3 separate regions of the Mus musculus genome follow, and regions 2 and 3 are each linked to region 1. Evidence: chromatin loops called from intact Hi-C (ENCODE). Cell type or tissue: left cerebral cortex. All regions are shown on one strand. Region 1 holds the start of Mtmr9 (myotubularin related protein 9). Region 2 holds the start of Xkr6 (X-linked Kx blood group related 6). Region 3 overlaps Xkr6 (X-linked Kx blood group related 6).

The links. A loop is a pair of places that touch in the nucleus more often than their neighbours do. Peaks named below come from ENCODE experiments on the same cell type or tissue, not always from the same donor. Only the 100,000 strongest peaks of a DNase experiment are listed, where the experiment ranks them.
Region 2: it touches region 1 in a loop (5-fold over the local background); 4 of 42 quality-filtered maps call a loop at or near these places.
Region 3: it touches region 1 in a loop (1.9-fold over the local background); 2 of 42 quality-filtered maps call a loop at or near these places.

The regions. Positions count from the first base shown.
Region 1 is chr14:63,541,815-63,549,814 of GRCm38, forward strand. Mtmr9 (myotubularin related protein 9) reads right to left here and starts at 2,139. Exons shown (of 10, transcript NM_177594.1): 1 at 1,644-2,139; 2 at 534-642. The coding sequence starts at 1,825. In left cerebral cortex, a CTCF peak has its summit at 3,963 (motif pointing right); DNase peaks (open chromatin) are centred at 2,201 and 3,949; H3K4me3 peaks cover 1,811 bases; H3K27ac peaks cover 1,047 bases.
Region 2 is chr14:63,602,490-63,610,489 of GRCm38, forward strand. Xkr6 (X-linked Kx blood group related 6) reads left to right here and starts at 4,041. Exons shown (of 3, transcript NM_173393.2): 1 at 4,041-4,795. The coding sequence starts at 4,041. Gm15918 (predicted gene 15918) reads right to left here and starts at 5,230. Exons shown (of 2, transcript NR_167937.1): 1 at 4,470-5,230; 2 at 1-309. In left cerebral cortex, a CTCF peak has its summit at 4,495; DNase peaks (open chromatin) are centred at 3,560, 3,892, 4,196, 4,469 and 3 more places; H3K4me3 peaks cover 3,205 bases; H3K27ac peaks cover 2,321 bases.
Region 3 is chr14:63,688,160-63,696,159 of GRCm38, forward strand. The region is part of intron 1 of Xkr6 (X-linked Kx blood group related 6); the gene reads left to right. Among named protein-coding and RNA genes, the nearest start is that of Mir598, 35 kb to the right of the region's middle. In left cerebral cortex, no CTCF peak of the experiment used is centred here; DNase peaks (open chromatin) are centred at 4,648, 4,927 and 7,188.

The DNA of each region.
Region 1 (8,000 bases):
CAAAATAAAGCTGTTGCCATAGAAGGGTCCTCCAATGACAGCAACCATTTGCCAATAATTATACTAAGCATTCTACATAAACCCACGAATGTAATCGTAAAACACCTATAAAAGGCAGGTAATGTCATCTTCCTTTTATAAGACACTACAGGCTAACTGTGAGAGGTGAGGTGCTTCACCCATAGGCCCCATGTTAACAGGACCTCACTACTGCAACAATCACAGTATAAGAGCACTGCTCAGAGTTGAAGGGTTTCAGAGCTGCTCCACTCAGGATGACCACACTTGCTCACTGTGATGCCCAAGGACTGTAACATGGCCACAATCAGCTACACTGTATTTGTTTTACTGGCTTACAATTTCACATAGGATGTTCTTTCAGGAAATCTACAGAAACAGAAAAACAGTTCACAAACTGTCTTCAGAGCGAAAGTAGCAAGATTCGCACAGTAAATGATTCTTATGCATCAAGGGCTGTACAAAATCAAAATATCGCCATTTTCCTATCAGAATTTTGCCTGCAGCATACTTACCTCAATGGAACTGGCTATATTTAAACACTCCTCCATTCCAGGAATATCCAACTGAATGATTCGGAAATCTTTACATTTTATGATGATGGTACCCAGAGAGCCCACAAATCTGTAAGAAATTACATGAAATCATGAAAATGGTAAGAAAACTAGTGAGGACAGTAGGTGAGAACCAGAACACAGAGAACCAGGGATTCAGTCTTTATCATGCAGGCATGAGAGACCATTGAATACATTTATGCAATAAAGATGAACTGAGGAGTCTAGTAGTCTGCTGATGGTATCTTGTACACAGATACACACATACACACATAAGTAAAAATAAAAAATTTAAAGTGATGGAGTAGGGAAATAAAGATGAATTAGTTCCTATGTTCCTTTAGAGCCAGCCCCTTTCTTTTCACAAGAAAAACTGAATGTTAAGGGCTAATGATTACCCTCAGTGGGAAGTGATCATTCCAGAGAATAAGTAAGATGCAATATGATAAACTCAGTCTTCCCTAAATGAGCAGGGGTGTAAAATTTGTCATCCACCTGCATCGGCACTCCCCATCAGCTATTACAGGGGTGCACCTTACCGATTTTAAAACGTTTTAAGGAGAGACTAAAATGCATATGCATATATATGGAAAAAATGACAGTGTACTCAGTTAAATACTATGGCCAGGCATAGCGGCCCATACACACACAACTGTAATTCCAGCACTTACTTGGGAGGCTGGGGCTGGAGAGTTGGAAGTTCAAGACCGGCCTATGCTGCAAAGGGCTGAGCATGCCTATTTAAAAACGAGATCGTGGGGGAGGGGTCGCTTTAAATTGTATTGAATCATAACTTCGTGAAGTCAGATTAACAACAACCAATAATTCAAGAAATGTGGTGGAAGAAATTTTTTTTTTACAAAGAACATTTAAAAATACGCCCAAATGCTGTTCAAAATGACCACTACGACTCTGAGACCTTAGCCTGGGGATGCCAGGTGGCCAGTGCAGATAGATCTAGGCCCCAGAAGGCTCATTTGGCTGGCTGAGCCAGGATACCCATAAAAAACCACCTGAAAGCGTCTGTTCCGTTCCAGGCTCCTCCGGGACCTGGGTGTGGTGGGCGCTCACCGTTTGTCGATGGCGTCGATATTTGAATGGAGGAGCCAGAGCTCCTCCGTGTTGTCCTGCCGGGAAGACAGGATCAGGTGGTGGCCTGTCAGACACAGGGTCCCTTCCACGGCGGTGTAGAAAGGCCGGTGCAGCACCACATTGTCTACCCGTGGGGTTTTAATCAGCTCCGCAAACTCCATATTGGGCGCAGCCTAGGGGCGGGAGGCCCAGTCCCGCAGGTGCCCGGCGGTTAATCCGCAGACCCGGACGGAGCCCCGGCTGGGCGGGCCCGGGAGGTCGAGCCCCGCCCCGGCTGGGCGGGTGCGCCAGGGCCTGCGGGCACCGCCCTGGCCGCTTCTCCAAGTCTCTTCCGCACCACTGGCCGGGACTCGGTCGCAGAGAAGGCTTCCCGCCAGGCCCTGCACTCCCCGCTGCCACCGGCGTCTGACGGGCGGGCTGCGGAGGAGACGGACCCGGCGTCGGGGCAGCAGCATCCGAGCCCGAGCAGCCAGGGACTTCTGGCGGAAGTAGCTGCTGAGCGTTGCACCCGGCAGGAACTCCTGCACAATTAGAGGGACTCGAGACTCGGAAGACATAGAAACCGGACCGGAAGTTGGTACTTTGCTAGATCCGGTGGAACACAGCCAGAAACAATGACTTTATGGTCCTACAATGGAAAAACAAAACAAAACAAAACAAAACCAACCAAAACCTCTTTCACCTTCTACCGCCGCAATCCTTGCCCTTCAAATATTCCTTATCGGAAAAGGCGAGACGAGAAGACGTCGCTGACCTGCCAGCCTCCACATGAGTGCTGTCCCTCAAGGGCTCTTCGTTTGCGCTACCTGGTAGTTGTCTCATGAATTGGTCACGAAGAGATGTCAAATGTAGGATGGAAGCGGAGGTTGTGATCGAAAAGTAGCATCTTGGTGTCTGGAAGAGACATGGGACAATCTATGCTTTAGACTCTTTGAGAGCGCCATGACTTTAACCAAGAACAGCATATTCTAAAAGGATGGAAAGAGAAACTGACTAATCCTCGCCCTGCGAAAGGACTCTAGTGTCTTCAGAGATAGTTCAGTTAATCTGTAGCAAAGCCTGAAATCAAGACCTTGGTATATTGGTCACGACTTCATAGTATCCCGGCTAAGTACAGTCTAGCTGAACTGCTCACGGACACTGCAATGACAGAGTTTTGCTGTTGTAATTTCCCTCTTCTTTTTTTTTTTTTTTAATTTTTTATTAGGTATTTTCCTCATTTACATTTCCAATGCTATCCCAAAAGTCCCCCATACCCCCCCCCACTCCCCTACCCACCCACTCCCACTTTTTGGCCCTGGCATTCCCCTGTACTGGGGCATATAAAGTTTGCAAGTCCAATGGGCCTCTCTTTCCAGTGATGGCCGGCTAGGCCATCTTTTGATACATATGCAGCTAGAGTCAAGAGCTCCGGGGTACTGGTTAGTTCATAATGTTGTTCCACCTATAGAATTTCCCTCTTCTTGCTTTCTATCCCTCTACTTTATCCCAGAATAAGAATTATGTTTGAGTCCTGGCCTGCTTTTACTGTGTTAGCAGTGAAAATTCTCACCACCCAGTCAGTGTCTACGAACAGCAAGGTAGCTGACTTCAGAGTGTGCAAAGTGAAGTTGACCAGATTGCACAGTGTTTGTCCTTGATTTTGTTCTTGTCTTTTCTAAAAACCTTCCCTTCCTAAATCACTCACTCCTGCGATCCAGTTTATCTGCAAAAGGAAAACAACCAGCAATGGATGCTGATGGACTGAGGTGAAGTAATGTGGAGGTGTTTTCCACACCGGATTTGTTTACTTTCCTTCCTCACTTGACTCATTGTATTAACTACAAATTGTGGAATGGAAAACTTTTAATCTGAAAAATAATGAAAAGTTATACAGAGAAAAAAATGAAAGTAAAGCCTTGAAGGGTAAGGCTCCCCGAATGGAAGATATCCAAGGAAGAACTTAGTGTCCAATTTAGTATATGCTAGAAGATAGAAAGTCTCCATGGATTCTGTGGCCCTTCTGGTTTTCTTGAAAATAAATTATGAAAACGTTATTTCATTAAGTTAAAATGTTTCATGCTCTATAAAGTCATAAATTAGGATTTTTTCCTTTTATTTGTTTTTTGCCAAGAGAAAAAAATTAGGTATCTTCTGAGTTGTTATAATGAAGTACCAGAAACGATTAGGAAATTAAATCACCAGTGATTTGAAGTTCAAAGCGTAGAAAGTTCACTAGCGCTGAGAAAACCAAACTTAGTAGTTAGGAATAAAGCCTGAGTAAAGAGCAAGAAACAGTTCCCCACATAAGCAGTAGGTGGCGGTAGAATTCAAAGTCAATGGGATATGCCTCTATTAAAATAATCCAATGATGTAGTCAAATATTAACTGTCCAAACAGTCAAGAAATAAGGGCCTCAGGGGATTCTGATAAGCCAAGAAAATAATAAAATTTATAATGTGTACAATGGATTTACTTAAGGACTATAAAGATAGCTCAATGGGTGCCTTAGCATTCTATTGTGAAGAGACACCATGACCACAGCAACTCTTTTTTTTTTTTTAATTAGATATTTTCTTAATTTACATTCTAAATGTTATCCCCTTTCCAGGTCTCCCCCGGAGACACTCTATTCTATCCTCCCTTCCCCTGCTTCTATGAGGATGCTCACCCACACACTCCCACCTCCCGGCTCTCACATTCCCCTATACTGGGGCATCGAGCCTTCACAAGACCACGGGCCTCTTCTCCCATTGATGTCCGACAACATCATACTCTGCTACATATGCAGCTGGAGCCATGGGTCCCTCCAGGTGTACTCTTTGGTTGGTGGTTTAGTCCCTGGGAGCCCTGAGGGTCTGGTTGGTTGATGTTCTTTTTCCTATGGGTTGCAAACCCCTTCAGCTCCTTCAGTCTGTTCTCTAACTCAGTCTGATCACATCAACTCTTATAAAGGAAGGCATTTAATTGAGGGTGTCTTTTGGTTTCAGTGGTTCAGTCCATCATCATCATGGCAGAACATAATAGCACACAGGCAGACAGTGCTGGAAAAGGAGCTGAGAGTTCTACATCTGGATCTTTAGGCAGCAGGAAGCTCTAAAGAGCTGCTGGTCTGACTTGAGCATTTGAAACCCCAAAGCCCATCCCCAGTGACACACTTCCTCCAACAAGGCCACACCTTTCAAATAGTGCTAATCCCTATGCTTTCAAATATTTGAACCTATTAGGCCATTCTTATTCCCACCACCACAATGGGTAAGGAGCAAGTGTAAAGACCTAAGGTCAAAACCCCAGAACATATACAAAGAAGAAATCTGAGTCTAAAACCCCAGTGCCAGAGAAGGGGGACAGAGACAAGAGGATCCTGAGGGTTCACAGGCCAACCACTGTAGCAGAAACAGTAAACTCTGGACCAACCAATGAGAGAAACTGACTCAAAAATAAAGTTCAGAGGACTCAAGAAATGCACCTGATATTGACCTTCAAACTCCCAGGCCCACACAGTAATATACACCTGCACACACACACACACACACACACACACACACACACACACACAGAGAGAGAGAGAGAGAGAGAGAGAGAGAGAGAGAGAGAGAGAGAGAGAGAGAGGACACACCATAAAATTGAATTGAAATATTAAGGAGCACTGGGAGATGCCTCAGAGATTGAGAGTAGTCACTGCTCTTTCAGAGGACCCAGGTTCACTTCCCAGCACCCACATGGAAACTCAAAACTATCTTTAAGTCCAGATGCAGGGAATCCAGTGCCATCTTCTGGCCTCCAAAGGCATCAAGCAAGCACAAAGAGTACTACATACATTCAGGTTAAAACACTCATACAAATAAAGTGAATGTTTTTTTAAGAAAAAATTTTAAAGGACTTCGTCATTGCCTTGCAGGTACTACTATTATCTTTATTCTCAAGATTAAAATGGTACAGGTGTATAATCAGAAAAATTTCATCCTGAGAACTACAAACAAGAAAACGTGATTGTTGTCTTTCTGCATCTGATTTGTTTCCCTTTACATGATCCAAAGTCCATCTACTTTCCTGAAAACACTAATTTCTTCTGCGCATATGAATAAAAGTGCATTGAGAGTGTCACTTTTTTTTTATCCATTCAGCTATTGACAGATGTGGCTGATTCATAGCTTAGCTATTGTGAACAGTCTACAATAAACATTGATGTGCAAGTCTCTCTGTGGTATTTTGATTGGAAGTCCTATGGGCAGATGGTCAAGACTGGTCTAGCTGGGTCATTGTGGTAATTCTATTGTTAGTTTTCTTTTCAGTTATTATTTTATTTTACCTTTTAAGATTGATGTCTTATATGACATGACACAGGCATGGGTTAGGTGAGAATTCATACATTGAGGATTCTGGTGATTGAACTTAAGTAATCAGGCTTTGTCAGCAGCCATCCTTTCCTGCTGAACCATCTTGATGATCTCACTGTTAGATTTTGGAGGAGCCACGTACTGTTTTCTGTTGCACTTGAACTAATTTACATCCCCACCAGCAGTATAGGAGGGCTCTTCTCCATCCTCAAATGCATTTGTTGTTGTTGTTGGTGGTGGTGGTGTGTGTACGTGTGTGTGTACATAGATCTTCTTGTAGAGATCAGAGGACAACATATAGGAGTTACTTCTCTTATTTGGGTGGGATCAAACTCAGATGGACAAGCTTGGTGGCAAGCACCTTTTCTGCCTAAGTTATTTCAGCTGCTCTACACCCAGCTTTTTGCCAGTGTATTCTAGGGGATTAAACTCGGGGCCTTATGCTTTCATGGCCAGCACTTTACTGACTGAGCTGTCTCCCAGATCTGCATTTGCTTTTTAAAGGATGGGCACTCTGACTGCAATGGGATAGAATCTCGATGTTTATTTAATTTACCTTTCCCTGATGGCTGAGGATGTTGAACACAGTGGCATACATCCACTGGCCATTTTCTGTTCATCAATTTATTAGCCTATTGATTGATTGAATTGCTTGGGTGTTTGATAGCTTGTCTCTCGAGTTCTCTATTCTAGCTATTAGTCCTCCACCAGATATAGCAAAGATTTTGCTCCCATTCAGCAAGCTATCCCTTCTCTGTGCTGCTGATGCTTCCTTGACTGTGACAAAGCTGTTCAGTTTCACACAATCCCATTCATCAATCTTTCAGATTAGTTCCTTTGTTAGTAAAGTCCATTCCAAGAAGACCTGCCTATTCCTGTATCTTTAATTTCCCCCACCTTTTCCTCTAGCATTTTTAAAGTTTTAGATCTCACATCTAGGTCTTTGTTCTGTTTTGAAATTATTTTTGTGCAGAATGAGAAATAGAGATCCTCATGTGGATATCCATGCATGTGGGAGAGTCTTCCATCTTCTAGGGCCCTTTTTGGGTTCTCCAATGTTTCCGAACTTTAACAGAGACTTTCATTTCTTTGGTTACATTTATTTTTCTGAAGCTGTTGTGTGTGAGATTGCTCTCCTGATCCCTTCCTTGGCATGTTCACTGAAGGCATAGGAAGGCAACTGGGATTTGTACTTTGACATTGGTGCTGCTATTTTACTGAAAGCATATATCAATTCTAAGAGCTTTCTGGTGAGATCTATTATGTAATCTGTAAATAGGGATAATTTTACTAGCCCCTTTCCTACTGATATCCCACTGGTTTCTCTTGTCTTGTTTCTCTAGCTAAGACTTCAATCACTATACTGAGTAAGAGTGGAGAAGATAGTCACCCTTGGTTATTTTTTTTTCTTTTAGGGAAAATGCTTTGAGTTTCAGTACGTTAGCTATATCGCCTTTAATTTGTTGAAATGTTTCTTCTATTCCTAATTTCCCCAGAATTCTTATCATGAAGAGATGGCAGGCTTGTCAGAGACCTTTTCTACAGCTGTTGATATCATCATTGATTTCTTTCCTTAAGTCCATTTATGTGATGTTCTTCACTTATTAATTTGCACTACCCTTACATACTTGAAATGAAGACAACTTGATCATGATGATTTCTTCTATATGAGGTTGAATTCAGCTAACCAGTCTTTTATTGAGAATTTTTGCATCCATGTTCATCAGAGAGATTAGTCAATAATTTTTGTGTGTATGTCTTTGGCTGGTTTTGATATCAAGGCAATACTGGATTTGTAAAATGAGTCTGTTTTAAATAATACTGTTTTATTTAAAGTAATACTGTTGCTTACTTTTCTATTCCATGGAACAGTTTGAGAAACATTAGTGTTGGCTCTTTAAGGTCTGGTAGAATTCAGCAGTGAATCCATTTGGGTCTTGTAGATATTTATTTTAATCTTTCCCTGTACTTAACCCAAGTCCCATCGTGACACCTCCTTAGGCATCTGGCAGCATAT
Region 2 (8,000 bases), 61 kb after region 1:
TCTAAAGGAGGTTCTATTTCTACAAAAGTTAGTAAAATAGAAGCATAAGGATGATGCACACTTAGAGTTAAGAAGCTTCCAGAGGCTCAAAAGCCCATCAGTGGTGTCGTGCTGAGGCCCATCCTCATACTAGGATTTACACGATGTGTCCTAGATGTGTGCCGTTACTGCAATGTAACAGGGTCCTTCCTATAACTAGTGCTGTGATATGATGTCCTTTGGGGTTGGCATCAGTGGGTAGACGGCATAGGGTGTGATTCAGGAGAACTCATTGTGTAGAACTGATTATGAAGGAGCCTTTTGGTACCACTGTAAGATTTAAAAGGAACAATAGTTAGGAGAGTGTTTAGTACATGATAGGCTTCAACACTAAGTTTCTTCTTTGCTTTTCTGAAAATAGCCAAGAATTAAGAAAACCCCAAAATTTAAGGAAAACCCCAAGTACTTCCAAATAAGATTTAAGTCACAACTTCTATATAGTAAAACCACCTTACAATACTCAAAAGGCTCTTAGAAAGTATTTAGAATTAATTTACATGCAATTGGAACACGCTTTGTTGTTTAGCTTTTCAGTCTACATAGTAGTAGAAGCATAGGATCAAACTGTTAACTGACTGAGTTATAGAAAGCAAAGGCTAAAAAAAGAGATTAGGAAAAAGCCACACTAGTACCTATAATAAAGGTGCCTACTAGGTCTAAGCAGCCTCTTAGCACAAGGCCATCTTAAAGCCAAGCTGTCAAGAAAGGGTTAACTAGCTAGGAAAAGCATGTGCTTAGCATGTATGAGGTCTTGAGTTTTAATCCCAAGTACCAAAATAGCAAATCAATAGACCTCAAATTAAAAGGTTAACTATTGCCCTTATATTGAAAACAGGACAATGAGTAACTTTTTTTTTTTTTAACTTACTCTTCTTTCTGTGATTTACATAAAGGGTTGAATTGTCTCTGTAACACTCCAATGATTTTATAAAGATTCACATAATAAAATATAAACTCTAATTTTTTGTTAACACAATTTTAAATCTTAGTTACCCAGAAAATTAGCCATTAACACTTTCATCTATCCAATGCCTATGTGTTCAATACTGACACAGTGCTAAACATGCACAGAATATTTAACTGACCTAAAACTCTGGGTTAAATTGTATCTTCCACCAAATAGTCCAAAATCTCATATAAATCTTTTACTAAAGATAGGTTTATTATCACTGTTACTGACTTTAATTTTAGAGCCTTCTGGATTGGAGAATGTATGCATGCCCCCCTTTTCAAAAAAAAACAAAAAACAAAAAACAAAAAAAACCCAAAAAAAACCAAAAGACAAAAAAGATAGAAAGATAAAATTGTTGAGCCAGCAATTACAAAATTGAAATCACTTGCAAAGACTGAATCATGTATCTACCTGAAACTTCAATTTGACACTTTTTGACTCATTGTCTCTTTTGTCAGCCTTAGCGAGTGTGAGTGTAAATTACTTAGCTAATTTCACCTGTAGATGCTATTCTTTCAGAGCACAGAGAAATAAGGATCATAAATATGCCGTTACTGCCTGCTTTTGTATCTCATTTCGTAGTCCCAGATTTAAATAAAGAAAATATATTTAAAAGTACAAATTAATTGCACTTATTTCCTGGAAATATTTCAAAATGCTTTCTTATATTAGTGCCAATAAATTTACTTAATAGGGTTTAACTAGATATATATTGGGGTGATACCAATATAACAGTAACAGTAAGGGCAACAATAACACAGGCAGTTAGTTACCATTTGTTTACTGCCTATGAGGTATCATGTTGGAAGCTTTAAATAGATTATTACTGAGCACAGTTTCAAAGAAAGCATATATTCCATGATATGAAGACATCAACTGAGGTTTAAAGAGATTATCTGGTTTATGTTATTCACATACCACTTTAATGGAACAAGAATTCATGTCTGAGCAACTGTGTGCAACCCATGGTTTAAGATGTTATTTCACTGCTGTTCCTTTTTTCTTTTTGAAAAGATTTATTTTTATGTGCATTTATGTCTGCATGAGGATGCCAGGTCCCCTGAAACTTGGATTAGAGACAGTTGTGAGTTGCCATGTGGGTGTTGAGAAGGGAACCAAGGTCCTCTGGAGGAGCAGCCAGTGCTCTTAACCTGTGAGCCATTTCTCCAGCCCCCAAGGTGTTGTTTCAACTCCAGCAAAGAAACAGTCTTTCACCTATATGCAGAAATAATATTTTACCTGTTAGTGCTGTTTTATTACCATAGAAAGTAAAAGGATTAAACTATAGCAAAAAGTAAAAGATGCAGTTATATGATTTCTTTCACAAAGTAGATTTTAGAATCACTTTCTGTAATGTATGGGTAAAATTCTTTACATAGTTTTTCAGTTTTTATACATTTTATCTTGGCATGATATACTCATGAAAACTTGTGTTCTGCAATAGGGTATTCTCTTCTTTCCCAGTCACTCTAGAAACTGAAGTAGATCCTATAGGGTTAAATGTCATAAGTTGTCAAAGTAGTTTTTTTCTTCAGAACCTCAATGCTATAAACATATTACCTATTTGTCTTGTTAGCATTCCAAAAAAAACAAAACAAAAAACAAAACAAAAAAACCCATTATTGCCATTCTTAGATTACTGAAAAAAATTGGATAAAAACAATCTACAGAGGTTGATGAGAAAATTCCAGTGTTTTCTTTTTCACTTTTTCTTTAAAATACTTCTTTAAAATAACTCATCAATAACAACTAAGTAGTTTGCTGTCTTCCACTGAAAGAGCATTGTAATTCAAATCCATTCAGTGCTGCCTCATTTATACAATTTGTTAGTGAAGCTCAAATACTCTGCACCTATTTTAATGATATAGCACATTAATAACATTTTCACTCATTTAAAGCCATGTTTACTAACAGAGCCTTAGCACCCCCCAAAACACTGGCAAAGACAAGTTTCACACATTCAAATTGCCTGAACAAGTAATTGATACATACAGCTTAAAGCTTTTTTTTTTTTTTTTTTTTTTTTTTTCCCAAATGAAGGTCTTTAGAGAGTTTTAAAATCACGCTAAAACAAACAAAAAAAAGTAGGTAAAAACATGTTTGACTGTGCAGAAAACACTCAAGGTCACAAGATGCCCATTTAGTTCTTGCTACAACAGGAAAGAGGCAACCAGGCTGATTTCTAGCTAAATTTTGCCTAGAATTTTCTTGAGGGAAAGTTGGAAACTTTATTACAAAATATGGGAAAGTTATCAAGTGACAGGAAAATTAGGGGGTCAATAAAGATGAAAGATGTCTAAACAGAAGTGAGAATCAGTAAGTTTGTGGACTCTTATTGACTTATGTCATTATTTTTAGAGCCCCTCAAAATAAGAAACTAACACGGATGAAGGGGGGGTTATCCAGCCAGAGGTGAGACACAGCCATTTTGGTGGGGGGGAGGGGGGTGTCTAACTACACAATGAGGTCATCCTATCTCCCGGAAGTGACAAGTAATCACCTGCTTTTCACTAGCTCCTCCCCTTCCCTCAAAGGTCCCGCCCCTCTGCCCGCAGCCGGGAGGGTGTTAGGGGGCGTTTCTCCCAGAGCAAAGCTGAGAGCTGCGACGCAGAGGAAGGGGACCCCAAAACGTCTGGCACTGCCTCCTCCAGGGAACACTTTGGACCGTCTCACTCAACCCAGCGGGATTCTGAAACGCCGAGGGGTCAACCTGATGGGTTTCGGGGTCAACGGAAGAGGGGACGGGGAGCCCTGGCGGGGAGAACCCCCCGGCCCCCCGCCCAGCAGCTGAGGCACAGGAGGGCGGCCATCTTGGCCGGTAGGGTAGGGCCAGGAGGCTGCGGGCGCCGTGCGATTGGGGGGCTCGCCCGGAAGTGACGCCGCCCGCCCGGAAGCGGAGGGGGTTCCCTGGCCCACTCCCCCCGTTCGTCTGCTCCCCGCTTCCTCCCCGCCCCCCTTCCTCTCCATTCGTTCCCCCCCTCCCCGGTCCCTGCCTTCTCCCCCCACCCGTCCCTCCCCCCCAACCTCCGGAGCTGGGAAGAGAGTCAAGATGGCGGCGAAATCCGATGGCGGTGGCGTGGGGGTGGGCTTCGCCCAGCTGCACAACCTGGACGAGGCGGTGGGCAGCGGCGAGGAGGACGGGGAGCCCGGGGGAGGCGGCTGCGGCGGCGGCGACGGCAGCGAGCCCGGCGAGAGCAGCTCGCTGCACATCTGCCACTGCTGCAACACCTCCTCGTGCTACTGGGGCTGCCGCTCCGCCTGCCTGCGCTCGCTGCTGGGCAAGAAGCCGCGCCGCAGCGCCGCCGCCGCCGACGGGGGGGACCAGCCGCTGCAGCCGCCCGGGGCCGCCGGCCGCCACCCCCCGACGCCCTCGGCCGGCCGACCGCAGCCCGCGTCGCCGCAGGTGGAGCGGCCGTGGCTTGACTGCCTGTGGATCGTGCTCGCGCTGCTGGTGTTCTTCGGGGACGTGGGTACCGACCTGTGGCTGGCCCTCGACTACTACCGCAAGGGGGACTACGGCTGCTTCGGGCTGACCCTGTTCTTCGTGCTGGTGCCGTCGCTGCTGGTGCAGAGCCTGAGCTTCCGCTGGTTCGTGCAGGACTACACGGGCGGCGGGCTAGGCGCCGTGGAGGGGCTCAGCAGCCGGGGACCCCCAATGATGGGGGCCGGCTACGGCCACGGCGCGGCCCGCGGCGGCCCGGGTGCGGGGGGCTCGGCCACCCCGGGGGCGCAGCGTCTGTGCCGCCTCTCCGTGTGGATCTGGCAGTCGGTCATCCACCTGCTGCAGATGGGGCAGGTGTGGAGGTAAGAGCACTGCGGGCTGGGGGCGGGGGCTGCGGCCGCGCGCGGGCCCCTCGGACAGTCTGGGCTAGGTTGAGCCGGGGGTAGCCGTGCGCTGTCTTAGCATCTCGGGACGGTCTATAGGTTGCCTGGCCACGCCTTTTGGCCCGGGGGAGGCCCTAGGTCCTGCTGTTTGTCCATCTCCGTCCCTGGGTTGCACTTGGAGAAGACCCTGCCTCTACCCTCCCGCCTCTCCTCTGCAGACCTCCATCCTGGTTGCCCCCTTTCCCCCCCCCGCTGTGTCCCAAGGTAACTGGCGCTCGTTTGCATCCTGGAGGAGACCTGGCCTCCTTCAGCCGGTTGCACTTGGCCTTCCCCCCTACCCCCATCCTCCCCGAGGGACATTTCCTCCCCCCCCCCACTCCTGTTTTCTCTCTGCAGTGGCCGGTGTGGGGCCCTGTGGAAAAACCCTAGCTGCCTCTCCTTAAAGCACTCCTTCCTTTCACGCCCCTCCTCCTCCTGCAGCCCCAGCCCCTGCAAACACCGCTGCTCCACACCGCTGCCCTCCTTGAAGGAAAAAAAATGACTTTTTTTTTCTTTCCGGAATAGATGTGCCCTTTTCGCAGTGACAGGGAAAAAAAATGAGATGGTATCTAGTGGCAGCAAGCGTTTGCTGTTAACTCTCACCTCTGGAAAATCACTGAGCCACTTGAGCACCTATTTCTGTTTTTAACGGCCAGGCCTCTGTGTGGTTTGTGTTTACATCCAAGATGCAAGCTTGGCCTCAAGGCCCTTTCCCCTGCTTCTGTAAAGTCCTCGTGTGTCAGGTTGATCTCTCAAAACCACTCACCAAGGAACCTTGTCTGCCTCACTGTCTAAGCACATAGAGTACCTCACTGACTAGCTACCCCACCTTCTACCTCATTAACTGTCCACCTCGCTGACTGATTGCTTCACTGTTTACATCATAGCCTCTCCAACTGCCTTCCTTGTCTACCTTACCGCCTCACCGTCTTCCCCCACTTCCCGGCTACCTCACTGATTGCCTGTTTACACCAGACTCATATATATGCCTTCCTATGTGGTCTGCCTCACTGACTGTCTTACTGTCTTGCCCTCATTGACAGGCTACCTCACCAACTGGCTACTCCACTGACTGGGTACCTCACTGGCTGCTTCGCTGTTTTCCTTTCCCACTACCTGGTACCTCACTAGCTCACCAGCTGGCTTTCTTCTCTGTCTGACCACACTGACTGGTTGCTTTCCTGATTCCATCCTTAGCTCACTGCCTTCTCTGTTTATCTCCCTGTCTACCTCCTCGTTCACCTCGGCGATTACCTCCAGTGCTTACCTAACTGCCTGACTGCTGTTGTTTACGTCACTCTCTCACTGTCTGCTGACTGTCTCCGTGTCTTCCACTTATTATCTGTCTCTGTCTACTTACGGAATACCTCTCGATGACTGCTTCACTACACCCATTTCCCTCACTGTCTGCTCACTGCCTCGCTCCCTGCCACACTGATTACCGTTGCTGGTCTCACCGACTCTGTTTACCTCAGTGCTTCCTACCGCACTGTCTACTTGAAAGTCTGCTGATTGTCTCACTGTCTCCTGACTGCCTGACTACTTTCACTGTCTACTTACTTCACTGTCTGCCTCCCTTACTGACTACCATCAGTGTTTACCTCTCTGGCTACCCCAAGAAACCATTGAAACCTTAGTCACTGTGTGTCCTACGACTTAAACCTGCGCCAGTGTGTTCTGGATCCAGTGACTTTGCCAGTGACAGTATTTGCAAGGGGAACATTTTTTTTTTTTTTTGTAGTAGTAGAACCTACACAGGGCTGAATCCTTTCAGTACATTTCCTCTGAGGAGACTGCCCTAGACTATCTTCTATGCCAAGTAGATTTTAGGCCTCAGCATCTCGGCTAATAAAGCTGTGCTCTGGTTAGATGTAATAAAGTTTGTGTTTTGAATGTTTTCTTCATATCTCTATTCTGAATCTTCAGAACATCACAGAAAGCATGAGATTGAATTAAAACATTGTCCTACAGAGTTGACATGCAGAGTCAGGAAGAAGTGAGAGTGGGTCTTGCTTTTTCTGTTCTTCCCATGGTTGTTGACTAGTGTTCCTAGGTTCTTCCCAGTGACCATTACTCCAGCTGCACTTATCTGCAGAGAAGTTGTTTCCTGCTGATAAAAAAATTACAAACAGGAAGTTTAGTTAAAAGTATAGCTGAAGCCAAAAGAACATTTTCAAAATAAGTCTTAAAGTCTAAAATTTTAACCCTTTCCCTAAATAATCCCATGCTGAATCAAAGTGGGTTTGCTATTGAGAATACAGTTTTCAGTTGCTTGGAGGGGTTTGCTATTGAGAATACAGTTTTCAGTTGCTTGGAGGGGTTTGCTATTGAGAATACAGTTTTTCAGTTGCTTGGAGGGGTTTGCTATTGAGAATACAGTTTTCAGTTGGTTGGAGGGGTTTGCTCTTGAGAATACAGTTTTTCAGTTGGTTGGAGGCTGGTATGAGCCATGAGGAGACAAGGAAAAAGTACGAGAAGGATCATGAACTGTTAGTAGGGTTTTATGCAGCATGTATTTAATAACTAGGCATCTGTTTGAACAAGCTGAAGTTACTGTCTCCTTGTCTCATGCATGTGAATGTGGGCCGTGAGGAAGTTGATGTCACGTTAAATTTTCTGAGAGCATTAATTCTAATGTGTCCCATCCTGTTAGTTGGAAGTGAGCTCTTGAGACCAGTTGAAGGTAAAGTTCTGCTTCAGTCAGTTTTAGCGTCAGTATAATCCTCCCTCCCATTTAGCCAAACTGAATTGTGATGTGCAAAGTTAAGTCCACGTTTTGGGACAAACTAGGATGTATAGATTTAGCTTTTAGAATTTAAATGGGATGCTCTATTTGCCCCCCCCCCCCCAACCTTCATTTGACTTTCCAGAGTCTTCACTGCAAAGAAATTACCGAAGATGCCTGTGTCTTTACTATGTCTAACTTTCAGATTGGAATTTATCTTTATGTAACTCACAGAGTTACAGTATTAAACGACAGGCTAATTCAGCAAGGCTGTCTCATCTTTATTGCTGCATTTCAAGGGCAGTATTTACTGAGGAGGGATTTTCATTTTTTATTTTTGGACTGACTTTGCTTGAAATGCTCTGAGAACAAGGCCTGCTCATTAATACCTGCTAGGCATGTTGCTTGCTTTGAAAGCAT
Region 3 (8,000 bases), 150 kb after region 1:
ATGCACCCAGGACTCAGCTGTGGTCTCAGCTACCCATTCCCCACCCCAGTCTTCTAGCCCCATCTTCTCTGCACAGTCATTGTATATAGCGCTCCTGGGTCTTCCATTTCTCCCTGGGAACACTGAAGGCTCTCAGAATGTAAGTAAAGTAACTGAACAAATGGGGCCCTAGACACCGAATCCTGCATGAGACAAAGAAACAACCTGAGGGCCTAAGTAGTCTCCGTTCTGGGAGGCGATCTTGCAGCTGGCGTCTATATCACAGAGCTTGTGGAGAACAGCCTGCTTCTCGAGAAAACAAATTTTCAGTAATTTTCTTCAACTGAGGGATTACACGCACTTCCTATTCATAGCCTTCTCCTCCGAGCCTCCCAGACTGCCCTGTGAACTGGGCTATGATAATGCCTGTCCTGTAGGGTATGGTGTGTATATACTGTTACTATCTCAACTCTGCTGTCCCTGGTTGCAGTTGAGGAAACAAAAAGCTACAGAAGCATTGGCAGTAATGTACACTAGGTCACACAGCTGGAAGGTCACACAGCAAGAAGGCATAAAAGATGGCTATCCTATCTTCTGTTTTCTACAGAGCAATCTCTCCCCCACATGTTTCAAAAGGAGTGAATGGCATGCAGGAGGTGAAGGGGACTGAGAAGAAATCAGAACACTCAGCCGGTGGCTCTGTTAATACCTATTGCTGCCCTACTCTCTATAGCCTGCTCACGTGACTACTCCCTTCGTATGTCTGGAAAAGTCTGCACAATATGGATGGACTTGGGGTATTGCAACCAGCTTTTGTTACGAGTAATGGACAGTGAGACGTGGTGACGGCTAACACCCGTAATTCAGCCTCCTCAGGAGCCCAGGTTTCCTAGGTAGATGGTCCACTGGGACAGGTGTACAGTGCTGGGCTGGGCTCCCTCATTGTGGTTCTTGAGGTAGGGAATAGGAAGAAAGGCCTGTGGTGACTGACGCCATGAGACATTAAACTAGTTTTGATTATGACAAGAGTGTTGGGGACTAGAAGCAGAAGAAAGATTCGTTTTCTTTTAGCACTCTGGTCCCCCGTCTTGATATCCATGTTAAAATCTTAAGCCACCAGGGAGGTGATGCCACGATCTTCTGTCAGTGCCCAGTTCATTTACCCAGCCATTCAATACCTTTCCTGGATCTGAGTGGAATTTTTCCATGACAATTTTTTTTCTTTTCTTCATAATATTCATCCAAGGAATCTGTTCAGCTTCTGTGCTCTCTATGAGTGCTCTGTAAGGAAGGTAGTTAAAACTTGTTTTCTTCACTTGGAAATTAGCATATCCCCATGTCCAGTCTTATAGTGTGTGTGTGTGTGGTCACACGACTGAAAGGTCACACAGCAGGAAGGTGGCAGACTTGGGGGGTTGAATCTCACTGACCAGTCTGTCCCTTCTTCATTCACGACCCTCCTATGTCACAGGCTGTGCTTCACCTTGCACTAAATTCCCCCTTCCTATTGTCCCCAAGGGAGGTCTGGAAAACCCTTCCCCTTTGCCGTGGCACCATCATTTTTGTTTTAAATATAGAAGGCAAGGAGTTCGGTCTACTCTCCATTCATCTAAGAAGTTCCAAAGTGCTGAGCGCTGTGCTAAGGTGTAACATACTGACTGACCTAATGTGCAGTTTGGAAGTTGGTTCTAGCAATAGTCTGTCTCATTCATGAGATGCTAAGACTGCATGGAGGAGACAGACTGACAGTCATTTAGGTTGGTTTGGCTACAAATACGGAAAATACAGTCCCTAGTCAGCTCGATAAGGGAAGTGGATAATATCACCTAACAGGAAGTTATCACAGTGACATCAGAATTGGTTAATTTGGTAGCTCAAAGTTGACATCAGAGACAAAGGCTCCTTCCACATCTTTTTTGCTCTGCCACCCCTAGAATTCCATGCAGGCTCCCTTAGTGTCTTCTTGAGATGTAGCCACGATGAGATGGTGTCGGGAGAGGAGGAAGCATGCACAGGCCTCTCTTTGGGCAGTGGGCATCTACCATGTCTGCCTGTCTAGACTCCATCCTATTTCAAGTTTAGCACAATCTCGTGGGAAGAGAAATGGGGTCTCTGGGATTGGTGGTAGCAAATTAGAGTTTGCCTACTTGGTCAGTCCCCCTTTTAAGCGAGGAAGCAGGGGAGGAGTGACTATGGGTTGTGGACTTGTGTGAGCACCCAAAGTGCCCTTCACTGAGACAGTTATCAGTGCCTCTCTCAGGGTAGATTTGATAGGTTCAGGGCTGAAGAGTGTTCATAACACTAAGGCATTACAGGCATGAGGACGACAAGCCATGCAGGGGGACTTCTAGGGAATGTACCACATCAGAGGTGTGTGGGTGGCAGATCAACTTTCATGAAACTGGCAGTGCAGCCATTCCCTGGAGTTCCTCCAAAATAGGACACAACTGATCCCTGTAGGGCAGCACTGGCCAGGTGACCTGCAGGGCCTCTCTTCTGCTGCAGCTGCTTCTGGAGTTCATTCTCCTCAGAGGATGCTAGCAGCAGACACAGCACTGCCTCCATCAGTAGCAGAGCAAGGGACCATGCTTACTTTTTATTTGAAGTTTCTCCTTTCACTAGAGGGCCAGCAGAGTCTAGCAAAGAGATACAATCAGCAGGATACCAGAGACCTGAATTGGGAGTGACTTTGTAGCTGAGGCAAGTCACTTAACCTAAACACACCCCTTTCTAGTGTATAGGACTCAACTTATCGGTGTTGAAAGTTTTCTGTTCTCTCTGACATTTTAGACTAGCTGGTCCAGGGTTGCCCTCATGCGGGCTGGGCAGTCTGTAATATTATCCCATTGGGGGGACCTTGCCATGGCTCAGTAATCGATGACAAGGGACAGTTTCAATGAGCCTCTCACACTTAAAGCCCACGGGCTACTATTAATAGATAACACAGCTATCACTGTTTGAAAACCTACTATGTGCTAGGTACTTCTGTAGCCAGGGCTTCAGAATTAACTGTGTTCCCCTACGGTGAGGTTTTCCTTTCTTAAATAATTAAGTTACATTTAAGGGACAACCTATAAGCCACTGAGACAATATATTCACAAAGTTGAGGATCAGTGCTATGTGATATGAATTCTCGTTTTAAAAAAAAAATCTTTTCTAAGCACACATTGGCTTTCAATCCTAGTCTTCACGTGAGTGCATCGGGGTGCCTGTCAAAGCTGTGAGATACCTTCAGAGAATCCAGACCACCTCCTGAAGAGAAGACATACTCTTCTACTGGATGTTCAAATCCTAGGTGGTGACTTTAGTGTCTCTCTGACTCCAATGTGGCTTCCTAGAACTTCCTCACAGGCAGGAGGACTCTGCAGGCTTTAATATGCGATGAATATCTGCATGCCAACCAGTCTTCAAGGAGTGTGATGCAGCAACGTGTGGACGTCACTCTGGCAAGTGCCAGGCTGTGGCAGGTGTTCTACACCTGTCCACAGAACAGCAGGGAGACCTCTGACAGAGGTTGGGGAAGAGTTGGGTGAGCATACTCCAAGAGGCTGTCCTTTGGAAGCTATGGCTGTGAGCCAAAGTGTGCCAGGGGAGGAGACTGGCGATCCAGAGACCAGTGCTGTCCCCTGTTCTACACTGACAGTCCACAGGCAAGACCTTCAAGGCCTGAGCTATAGGGCCTTCCACACACCAGCCTGTGACATGGCCAATCAAGGTCGGACAGAAGGGAGGCATTACTAGTACCTCCAACCTCTGACAAGCATTTTATTTTTCCTTGAGTCTCAGGGCAGTGGTTACCCACTGCAGCAACCCCATTACCTACCACCACTCACTCACCTCTCTCCTGTCCTTTACCAACATTATTTACCTCTGAAGGTGTTTTGTAATCCTGTCTGTGAAATACGGAAAACTAGCTCTCCTAGAGTTATCAGGTTGGCATGAGGGCTAATTAGTGTCCCCTCTGAGACCCCTGCCTATCTCTCACCTTTGCTCCTTACAAGTGACTGCACAGCCCTCCCTGTAGAGGGTTCTGTGTGCCTTTCAGCAAGCGCACCTGCTGAAGAGAGATTGAATGTGGCCTGTCACCAGAGACAAGAGTCATGGTCCCTGTCCTTAGTAGCTCTCAATGGAGCTTAGGGGATGAAGCAAGTGCTGGCACCAATTGAGTTTTGTGAAGACTGGCCTGGGACAAAAGGAAGGAGAGTTGGAAGGGGACAGAAAAGAGGATGGTGAAGTTATTAATGGGCCAGAGAAGGCCAGGAAATGGCCATCCAGGCGGAATGAGGAGCTGGAAGTGAGAAACAGAGCAGGCTCCTACTGGGGCAGAGCAGTGCATCCTTTGAGACCGGGAAGGTTGACTGTACCCCACAGAGAGGTTCCATTATACTGAAACTCCCCCTCTCTAGACCAAATCCAGTCTTAGGAGCTGCTACAGATGTGTGAAGGACTCAAGGACCACCCCCAGCCCCCGTCCCCCCCCTCCGAATGTGCAGAACTTCTCCTTTTCCTTCAGGCTGGCAGTGCGCCCAGCACCCACAGAGAGGAGAAGCTTCTTCGAGCCTCAGAAAAAGCAAGAATGTTGCTAGCAAGCACCTCTTCCTAGCAGGGAGTAAAATAGATCCCACACACTAATGCTGGAAGCTAGTGAAGCCTGAGAGCTGACTTCAGACTTGGACTGAATGAGGCACAGGCAGGCTGGTGGGTGGAGCTCTAAATATACACCTTAATCTCATCATTAGGATGGGGAAGATGTTTCATTAGCGTTAGGTGCTATGTAAATACGAAGCACTTTCTGAATAAATATTTGCCTGCCTTTCTCCCCTTCCAGAATTAGGGTATGCTCTATGGAAAACAGCGCAATTCGTAGACACAGGAGAGTTGTATTTTGAGAGCGTTATTTTAAAATGGCAGTGTAAAATATAGCTGAATTCTGGGATCCTGCCTGAAAATAAGCCACTGGCTTCTGTGCACAGGAAAGCTGCGAGTGGCCGAGATTGCCCATGGTGCATCTGTTCTCACTACCGAGAGGCTGTCCACACGTGGTGCTCAGACCAGATCTCAACTCCGTGGGTTTGGAAAATATTGACGGTCGAAAATAAAGTGTAGCAATGAGCACAGATTGTGGGTGGACAAGAAAGGAGTCAGATCTGGAAACTCTCTGGAGGTTGCCAGGTAGTGTGTGTTTGTGTGCTTGGAGAGGCGTGCCGAGGCCATGTAAGGCAGAGGCCACTAGAAACCCCACACGCGCCGTTCTCTCTGGGCTTCTCCACTTGGCTTTCATTTTTCTTTTCTCTTCCCCTCTTCCCTTCCCCACTCTGTAATTTCTTTCATTCCTCGCCCCCTTCCCCTATTTTTTTTTATTTCCCCCTGTTCTCCCTCTCTGTTTCTCTTTCTCTTATATATTCCAGGCTGGCCTCAAACTCACCTTGTAGCCAAGAATGAACTTGGATTTCTAAGTCTCCCACCTCCGTGCCCTGAGTTCTGGGATTATAGGTGTACACTGCTATGCACACTGTGGGTATTGAACCCAGGTCTTCCTGCATGTTAAGCAGGCACTGTACCAAATTGAGCTACATCTCCAGCTCCATTGGCTTTTATCAAATATTATTTATTATAAAAATAACACAATAGGATAGGATTTTTAAAAAGAAATGTAATTTCCAGCCATTAAGAACTTTAGTTAGTAATTTCTGCATTCCTTTATAAATAATTTAAAATTTGTTATTGTAACTACAATGGGCATAAACTTCTGTGTTCAGATCACTTTCTTACATGGTTGTGTGGTTTTCATAATCACTGTGTTTCTTTGCTTATTTGGTTGATTAATTCATTGATCTCTGTAGCCCAAGCTGACCTAGAACTCACTGTTTCCCAGGTTGGCCATGAACTCTCTCAGCAATCCTCCTGTCTCACTTTTCTGGGTGTTGAGCCCCTCCCCTGGCTCCTGATCACTTCTGTGACAGCTTGCCAGAGCCCTCATCGCTGCAGAGTATGTGTGTCTTCCTGAACCTCGGGTCACCCAAACAGTGTTTGTTTTACAACAGTGCTGAGATGGACATCTTCAACTCTGTCTTTTTCTCATTGAGCAGCTCCATTGTCCTCTCAGAATCACTCCCAGCACCCAAAAGGAAATACGACCCTGGCTGAGTTTTGCAGTCCAGTCATGGGGTTTGGTAGGGAAACTTGTGACCTGGGCCAAGGACAGGATAGCCCAATGGGGAGTGTAAATTCCACAGGGACATGCACACAGTGGAGAAGCCATGCCTTCTCAGGCTGTCCAGGCTCTACAATCCTGGAACCTTCATGTGAGGGGGAGGGGTATCATTTAGCAGAGTCGTTTACCGGAGACTAAGAGTCAGAGGGGGATGCTTGCAAGTGGCGAGCTAGCTCCTCTCAGGATCTCTCAGGATCTCCCAGCAATGTGCTCAGCCATTGTCCACTGCAGCACCAAATGACTGTGAACACCCAAGTGTACCACTTGCAGCTCCACAACTCCCCAAAGGTGCAGGAGCGATCGGGCATTCCTTTCTTGCCCTTGGTATCCAGCACACTGCTCTGCCAGTTGATCTCCCTGTCAGAGATCAGAAATCCAAGTTCACTCTTGACTACAAAAGCGAGTCTGAGGCCAGCCTGGGCCTTTAAGAGAAATAGAGAAAGAAAGCCAATGTCAGCTGTCAGAACACAAGATAGAGGAGAGGTACACAGGATATAGGAAAGAGTCTGGGCTGAAGGCAGCCCCACCACTGACTTGTCTGAACTTGCTGGCATGGGAGTTTCTTGAAAGGGTACAGCCCCCGGGGAGGAAGTGAGGTTGATATATTTAATTTCTCCATTAAAGTTACTCAAATGCCCACATTTTGATGTGTGATCAAATCATTTCTGAAAGATGCTGGGCCAAATCTATTCCTGATGAACTGCTGTACAGATAATGGAAATCATTTCAATAAAAGTCTTATTCATGCTAAGACCTTAATCAAGAGATAACCTATTCGACACTGGATCACAGAGGATGTGTAATTCCGCCCTGGCGGGAATAGATTTATCCCATTTGACTGATTAATGTGTGAGGAAGTGGGGGTCAGGTCAAAGTTAAAGTCAATCTTTCGGATTTCTCCAGTACCGTTGTTTTCAGTGGGAGCCGCTTTCTCTGTGTGCCTTCCATGCTTCACTTCAACACACTTTCCCCAATGCGTGGGCTGCTTTTCATCAAAACTGCCAGCTTTAAGTTGGATAACCCAGAAAGCTAGGGGCTGCCTCTCTGAGCCCTCTCGATGAGCAGAAAGCTGTTGATGCAGGAAGGTCGTGGTTCTGCCTTTACTTAGAGTATTAGCTACTTCTCGCTGCTGTGACTTCATACTTGACATACATAATTCGGGAGAGGGGGTGTTGGTCCACGCCTCGAGTTATCAGTCCCTTGTGAAGGGGAAGGCATAGCAGCCGAGGGCAGATCTGTTCCTGGCCTCTGTCCATGGCAGCGCCACTTGGTGGGAGCATCGGCAGGCTCGTTCACGTTTTGTTTTTCTTTTTTCTTTTCTTTCTTTTCTTTTTTTTAAAGACCAGGAAGCAGAAAGAACAGGACCAGATGTAAGGCTAGGCTGTACCTCTCCATTTTCTCATTCAGAGTATCCCAGCCCTGCCAGGCAGGTCCCACAACCTCCCAAGCAGCTGAGGACCAGAAGTTCTGATCTAACCACAGCACCCAGAGCTTTGCATTGGAGTGCTTAGTCCCAGATGGTCACAGGCTGCCAAGCTTCTTCACGATCATTTGTCCTTGACATGCCTGGGACCTGTGCTGTTTATCATTACCTATGTTATTCTGTGGTCCCCTGGTTCCTTCTGTGTAAAATGAGCGTGCCTGTAGCTTCTACTCTCCTTTCCAAACCGATTGCTCGTCAAACAGGGAGACAGTGCCTCGAGAAGTCTGTGGGGTGGAGAGCTCAGTGGGACCTGGTGGTCCCAGGTCAATGTTCTTCCTGAGGTCATCTCTTTCTAATCAGACCGGGACTCCGCTTACGCACACA